Regions from separate parts of the Homo sapiens genome. Here region 1 is linked to region 2. A link is a contact called in ENCODE Hi-C data. All regions are on one chromosome and are shown on one strand. The core of a region is the stretch at or near the end of the contact, and the rest is flanking DNA. Distances in the headings are between cores, read along the strand shown.

Region 1 (3,124 bases), core at 164-2,663, 270 kb after region 2:
GTTTGTAATAGTCCCAAGGTGGAAATATCTGAAGCTCCCATCAGTGGGCATCTGGTTAGTGTAGCAATATGATAAGGGGGACTTTCAAGACTCCAAATTCAGATAAAGAGTCATCAAAGAGCCCACATCTGCAGAGAACCATAAACAGTGGGGGTCAGATGCCCTCTCAGGGTTCTGCAACCCCACATCCTCACTAACACACTCTGGCCCTCCTCTGGGCCAGGGAGACCTGGGCTAGAGAGAGAGGGAAGAAGTGTCAGAGAGGTGAGTGCTTGGCCAGGTAAGAAAAACTGTGGCTTTTCCTTCCCCCTTACCGTGAAGAAGGAGCTGGGGTGAGCTCCTCTGCCCCAAGCCAGGTGAGGATATCTCCCAGAGGAGCAATGGTAGAGCCTGGCGGTCTTCACTAAGGGGAGACTCACATTTTGTTCCCCAGTGAGAACAACCCATCGTGCCTGCCGGACCTTGCTGTGCTCTCTGCCTTCTGATAGGGAGGAGAGGGTTGGAGGGAGACCACGGGGGATGGAGGCTAGTGGGGCTGCCACACTTCCACCCCATGACGCCACAGGATGAAGGAGCTTCCAAAATGCACGTGGACCCCAAGGAAGGGAGTGAGGCGTGAGTGGCCACGCAGAGCCCATCCAAGGGGGCAGACAACTGGGTGAGAACACCCCAGCAGGCCAAGGCTGTGGGGTGTGCCCTAGAGGAGGGCAGGACCCGAGGCAGTATGGGGAGCTGCTGAGCCAGTGCATCTCCCTCACGGGGGCGCTGTGCAGTGTAGGTGCCCCTATGGGACACGCACACCTCCTCCAAGAGCGGCCCCCGCAGCGGAGCAGAGCTGGCCAGAGGAGCACTAAGTAAGCCAGGCTGACAGAGGTGCTGGAAAAGAGGTCCAAGGGGGAGCTGGAACTGTTACAGGCATTCAAACCAGAGTGACTCCATTTTGAACAGGGGCTGGGCTACTGGGCTGCGTTCCCAGGAAGTCAGGCATTGTTAGCCACGGGATGAAATAGAAAAAAAAAAGTTAGCCAGGTCTGGTGGCGCACACCTGTAGTCCCCGGAAGGATCGCTTGAGCCCAGGAGTTCGAGGCAGCATTGAGCTAAGATCTCGCCATTGCACTCGGCCTGGGTGACCGAGTGAGACCCTGACTCTAAAATAAGTAAATAAAAAGAACCAAAAAGTATCTAATTATGGATGATTTTTACTTTCGTTTAGACGCTATTCTCTATAATAAAAAATGTTGCATTTGTAATCAGAAAATTAAAAAAGAAAGAAAGAAAGAAAGAAAGAAAACTGTTAAAACTGAATTGGTAGAAGAATGGGTTAGTGAGACAATCCCTCGCAGAATCTTGTGCTTTGGGAAATCTCCGTGCCGTTTGTAGAAGGATTGCACCAGTGACGCGGTGACACCCATCTCCTCCCAGCCCCGCCTCCTTCCTTCCGGTCCGCTGCTGAGGCTTGGCTCGGCTTGTGCTGCCACCTACAGGTCAGCGACAGACATTACTTCAACCCCCCTTCCGCAGGGGCAGCCGCTCCCAGCTGCAGTTTTCCCTTTTCATTTTAAGCCCTTGGATTTCAGAGTTGAGGATGGAGATGTGTGGGAACTTCCAATGTGAAGTCAAGATAGGGGAGAGGGCAAGACAGAATGAGATAGAGAACACCTGTGTGTGCATCTGTACATGCAGGGCCCAGTGCAAAATGAAGATGTGGGGGCCCCTTGTTCAAAAATTATTAAGAATCTCAATATTGTAACAGTAGGGCATTAAATCAAGTGCAGCGCCCTCTGAGAATGAGCCGTCTGGGACTGCACAGGTTATAGGCTGCATGCCCATGAAGCCGACTGGCAACCTTGTATTTGGACTTAAGTTAGCAATGCTTTCGTATGCTGTGCCTAGGTGTGTATGTGTACAAATATGTATATTTGTGTGTGTGCATCATGTTTGCGTGCACCTGCTTGTACAAACGTGCTTAGATGTCTGGTTTTTGTTTCGTTTTGTTTTGTTTTCTACACGGAGTTTTGCTTTTTCACCCAGGCTGGAGTGCAGTGGTTCAATTTCAATTTGGGCTCAGTGCAACCTCCACCCCTGGGTTCAAGCGATTCTCTTGCCTCAGCCTCCCGAGTAGCTGGGATTACAGGCACCCGCCACCATGCCCAGCTAATTTTTGTATTTTTAGTAGAGATGGGGTTTCACTATGTTGGCCAGGCTGGTCTCCAATCCCTGACCTCAGGCAATCCACCCACCTCGGCCTCCCAAAGTGCTAGGATTACAGGTGTGAGCCACCACGCCCGGCCTTAGATGTCTGTGTGTAAGTTCATGTACAGTGTGTTTGTGTGTGTGTGTGTGTGTGTGCATATATGCATGTGAGACAGCAGGTTTCTCTGTTCCAGGGAAGGACAGGGGCCTCAGGTTTCTCACTCCAAGGCTGCTGAAGAATAGCAAGAGGGGCCGGGCGCAGTGGCTCATGCCTGTAAACCCGAGGCAGGCAGATCATAGGGTCAGGAGATCGAGACCATCCTGGCCAACATGGTGAAGTCCCCTCTCTATTAAAAATACAAAATTTAGCCAGATGTGGTGGCGGGTGCCTGTACTCCCAGCTACTCGGGAGGCTGAGGCAGAAGAATCGCTTGAACCCAAGAGGTGGAGGTTGCAGTGAGCCGAGATCATGCCATTGCACTCCAGCCTGGTGAAAGAACAAGACTTTGTCTCAAAAAAGAAAAAAAAAAAAAAAAAGACTAGCAAGAGGGTGTCTTCCTATAAGAGGAGTTGTCAGGTCCCACCCACTGAACTGCAGGGCTCTTGGCACAGAAAAACTCTCTCCTAACCTCAGCACTAAGGGAAGACCAAACTCTAGCTGGCTCCTAACAGCATCAGGACGTGTCCCTTGGATGACTCCAGCACCACCATCCTCTCCCCATTAAAATGTCACCTGAGGCTGGGTGCGGTGGCTCCTGCCTATAATCCCAACACTTTGGGAGGCTCAGGAGGGAGGATCACTTGAGCCCAAGAATTTGAGACCAGCCTGAGCAACATAGCAAGACCCCATCTGTACCTTAAAAAAAAAAATGGCCCTCACACCTGTAATCCCAGCACTTTGGGAGGCTGAGGCAGGCGGATCACCTGAGGT
Region 2 (2,798 bases), core at 6-2,505:
GCTATGGTCATCAGGCTGAAGGCAGCGAAAGCACCAACGGTGGTTAAAAGCATTTGAACACCTCGATCAAACAGCCCCATAATTCTTCATTATATAAACACCCAACCGACTTCTGGTTCTCGGGAGAGTGTGTGTGAGGGTGCAAGTACTAAAGCCAAAAAAAATAAATAAAAATAAAAATTATTCCACTACTAATATAATGGATATATGTATGAATAGAGAATATGGAGAGTTATAAAAAAAGGGAGGTAAGAAAGCTCACGGAAAAGAGTGTAAATTATAAAGATCACACGGGAAGAGGCTTGCCTTTTGAGATCAGAAACTGTTCCAGTTGCAGTGTTTTTTTTTTAAAAAGAAAAGGAAAAAAAAAATAAAAAGACACCCCCCACCCCCCCAAGTGAGATGCCTTAATCTCTTTTTCTAAAATTCTGGTCTCCAGTTTCCATATGTGATAGTTAATTTGGAGATGGCTTCCACAGTGAACCAGGGAACAGCCGAATTCTCAACACCATTTCTCATGGTCGGGACCTAGACAGTTAGAGACTGTGAGAGCCGAGATGCAACCTTCGGTCTTCGTTCTCGGCTCTGCGGCCTGCGCCATGAAAATCCTTTGCTTCGCCAGTTCTCTTCCTTGGGGGGTCTCGGCGCTTTCGTTTCAGACCAGACTTCCCAGTATTCTGTAAGCCCTTGAGCTCAGCTGCACAGGTGCGGGGGTCTCGCTTTCCATGGTTTTGCCCGGGCAGCGGCGGCGGCGGCGGCGGCGGCGGCAGGGCGGGCAGGCGCGGCGGCGGCGGCGGCAGCAGGACGAGCAGCGGCGGCGGTTATTGTTGTTGGTGGCGGGGGTAGTGTTGGCGAAGTGGGGGAGAGAGGGGGTTTCTCCTGGAGAATCGAGGCGGATTTCCCTCCCCCTATCTGCAAAGCTCCTGGAAACGAGGGAGCCGGCGTCTTGCTGCAGGGTGGGCCGCGCGCCTGCCCCCCACTCGCTACCGGCTGGGCGCCCGCGGAGGCGCTCCCACCTACTGCATTACGGGTGGTGCTGAACCGGACAGCTCCCTGCGCCGCCCGCTCCGCGCGCTCCCCGGCTGGCTCCCAGGGCCGCCCGCCAGGAGGGGGGCGCTGGCCAGAGTCCTCCCTCCCCGGGGCAGCAAGGCCAGCGCAGAGCGGGGGCCGCCTTTCCTCTTTTTACCCCTCTCCCAAATCCTAAAATGAGCGCTCTCCTGGGCTCCCGGAGCTTAGAGGAAGGCGTAGCTAGAGATAGCTCGCGCTCTCTCTCTCTCTCTCTCTCTCTCTCTCTCTCTCTCTCTTTCTCTCTCTCTCTCTCTCTCTCTCTCCCCCCTTCCCTCCCCCCTTGGTGTTTCTTCCAGCTCAGCCTCCTTCTCATTCCATCTCTACGTGCCCAGAGCTTCAAATACAACCCTCCCATCACAGTCAGACGGGCACAAAACTTCAACCAGCCGTTTCTCTGCCTGGAAGCGGCGAACATGTAACCTGGACGGGTAATTACAAACACGTCTTTATGTGTTTTTTAAATCATTGTTTTCACTTTGCTTTGCTGGGGATTTGTTTTATTTTGTTGGTCCGTTAGATGTATCTTCTTTCGGTTTTCCTCTCTCTTCTCTTTGTCTCTCTCTGGCTTACCAGGGGGTGTGCATTGCTCTGTGTCTCTCTGTAGTTTTCCGTGAAATTCCAAATCTTGCTTCTACAAGCAGACATTTTGGGAAGATTATTCGTGGAAAAGGGTGCAAAAGGGCGACTCGTAGCTGGGGCTTGGGCAATGATTTTCATTGCAAGGATAAACATGTTCTCAGGGGAAGTGGGTGAAATGTGAATCCTTCTAAGTATCCTATGTCATTCATAAACTGGTTGGGAAGAGATAAAAAATCTTCCTTCCATGAACACTGGAACACCGAAACCCTCCCCTCTTTCTCAGAAGAATCATTGTTTGTGGGTTAATTACAGTGTCACCTTTCATTTCTCTTATGTGCAACTTTTCCTTAACGTGACCTCTGGTAGAAAGAAGCACATTAATTCCTGCTGCTACGGATTACATTTTTTTCTCTGATCACTTTTATGGTTAAGTGAGTAAGAGCACATGAGGCATGAGATGGGTTCATGTTTTTGATATTTTGTGTGTGTGTGTGTTGCGGGGGGGACCCTGGAGAGGATGTGAGTATGATGAGTCTATTGAGGCAGGGGGAGTTGAGAGGTTTCAATCCCATAATTCAATTATTCAGTACTTTCTTCTCTCTCCCTCTACTTTTTTTCTTGAGATTATTTGCTTGACATCTTTCTCAGTGGTCTGGTGATTATCAGAGGTATATAAAAGATGAGTGAATTAAAAACAGTCTTTCTTTGGTGTAAAGTCCATTGCCTAACTTCCTTCGCTCAGGTCAGAGTTGGTCTGCAGGTATGACCAGTGTATTTTTTTTGACATAGAAAAACTACCTGTTTCTTCGCCCAGCACAAAACTTCCTTTCTCCCACTCTGTTCTTTTCTTAGAAGGGAAAGGCTCCCATGAGGGGCAATTGCTGTGCTTCTGGTATCTGGGAGAGGGTCCTGGTGTCTGGAGAACAGAACCAAGATTTCCTCAACCTCTGCTAAGGTACCTTTGGGGTACAGCAAGAGCTATATTTGCAGGCTGAAGACTTCTCCACTTTGGTTTCTTGTCCTGTGAAGATGGGGATGGGTACAGGAATGGAGAGGGCTAATCTGCTGATCCCATACAGCAGGGAACCTAGCAAGTTCAGCCAGTGGCTCAGGTGGCTGATTTTCTTCTGTCCTTGAAGCAAAGGTGAGGG

What was found. Hi-C counts contacts between places; a loop is a spot of excess contacts on that map. Pooled maps may share reads with other maps.
Region 1: a pooled map shows a loop between it and region 2 (5-fold over the local background). The contact joins the enhancer-like site here to the promoter of CACNG2 in region 2. A Hi-C loop is called at or near these places in 4 of 50 pooled maps.

The regions. Positions count from the first base shown.
Region 1 is chr22:36,976,763-36,979,886 of GRCh38, forward strand. No RefSeq gene overlaps it. Among named protein-coding and RNA genes, the nearest start is that of LL22NC01-81G9.3, 13 kb to the left of the region's middle. Within about 2 kb of position 1,414, at least 12 of the 41 ENCODE cell types and tissues checked have a DNase peak (open chromatin) inside an H3K27ac peak, as active enhancers do.
Region 2 is chr22:36,702,497-36,705,294 of GRCh38, forward strand. CACNG2 (calcium voltage-gated channel auxiliary subunit gamma 2) reads right to left here and starts at 1,256. Exons shown (of 4, transcript NM_006078.5): 1 at 1-1,256. The coding sequence starts at 80. CACNG2-DT (CACNG2 divergent transcript) reads left to right here and starts at 1,380. Exons shown (of 4, transcript NR_134623.1): 1 at 1,380-1,496.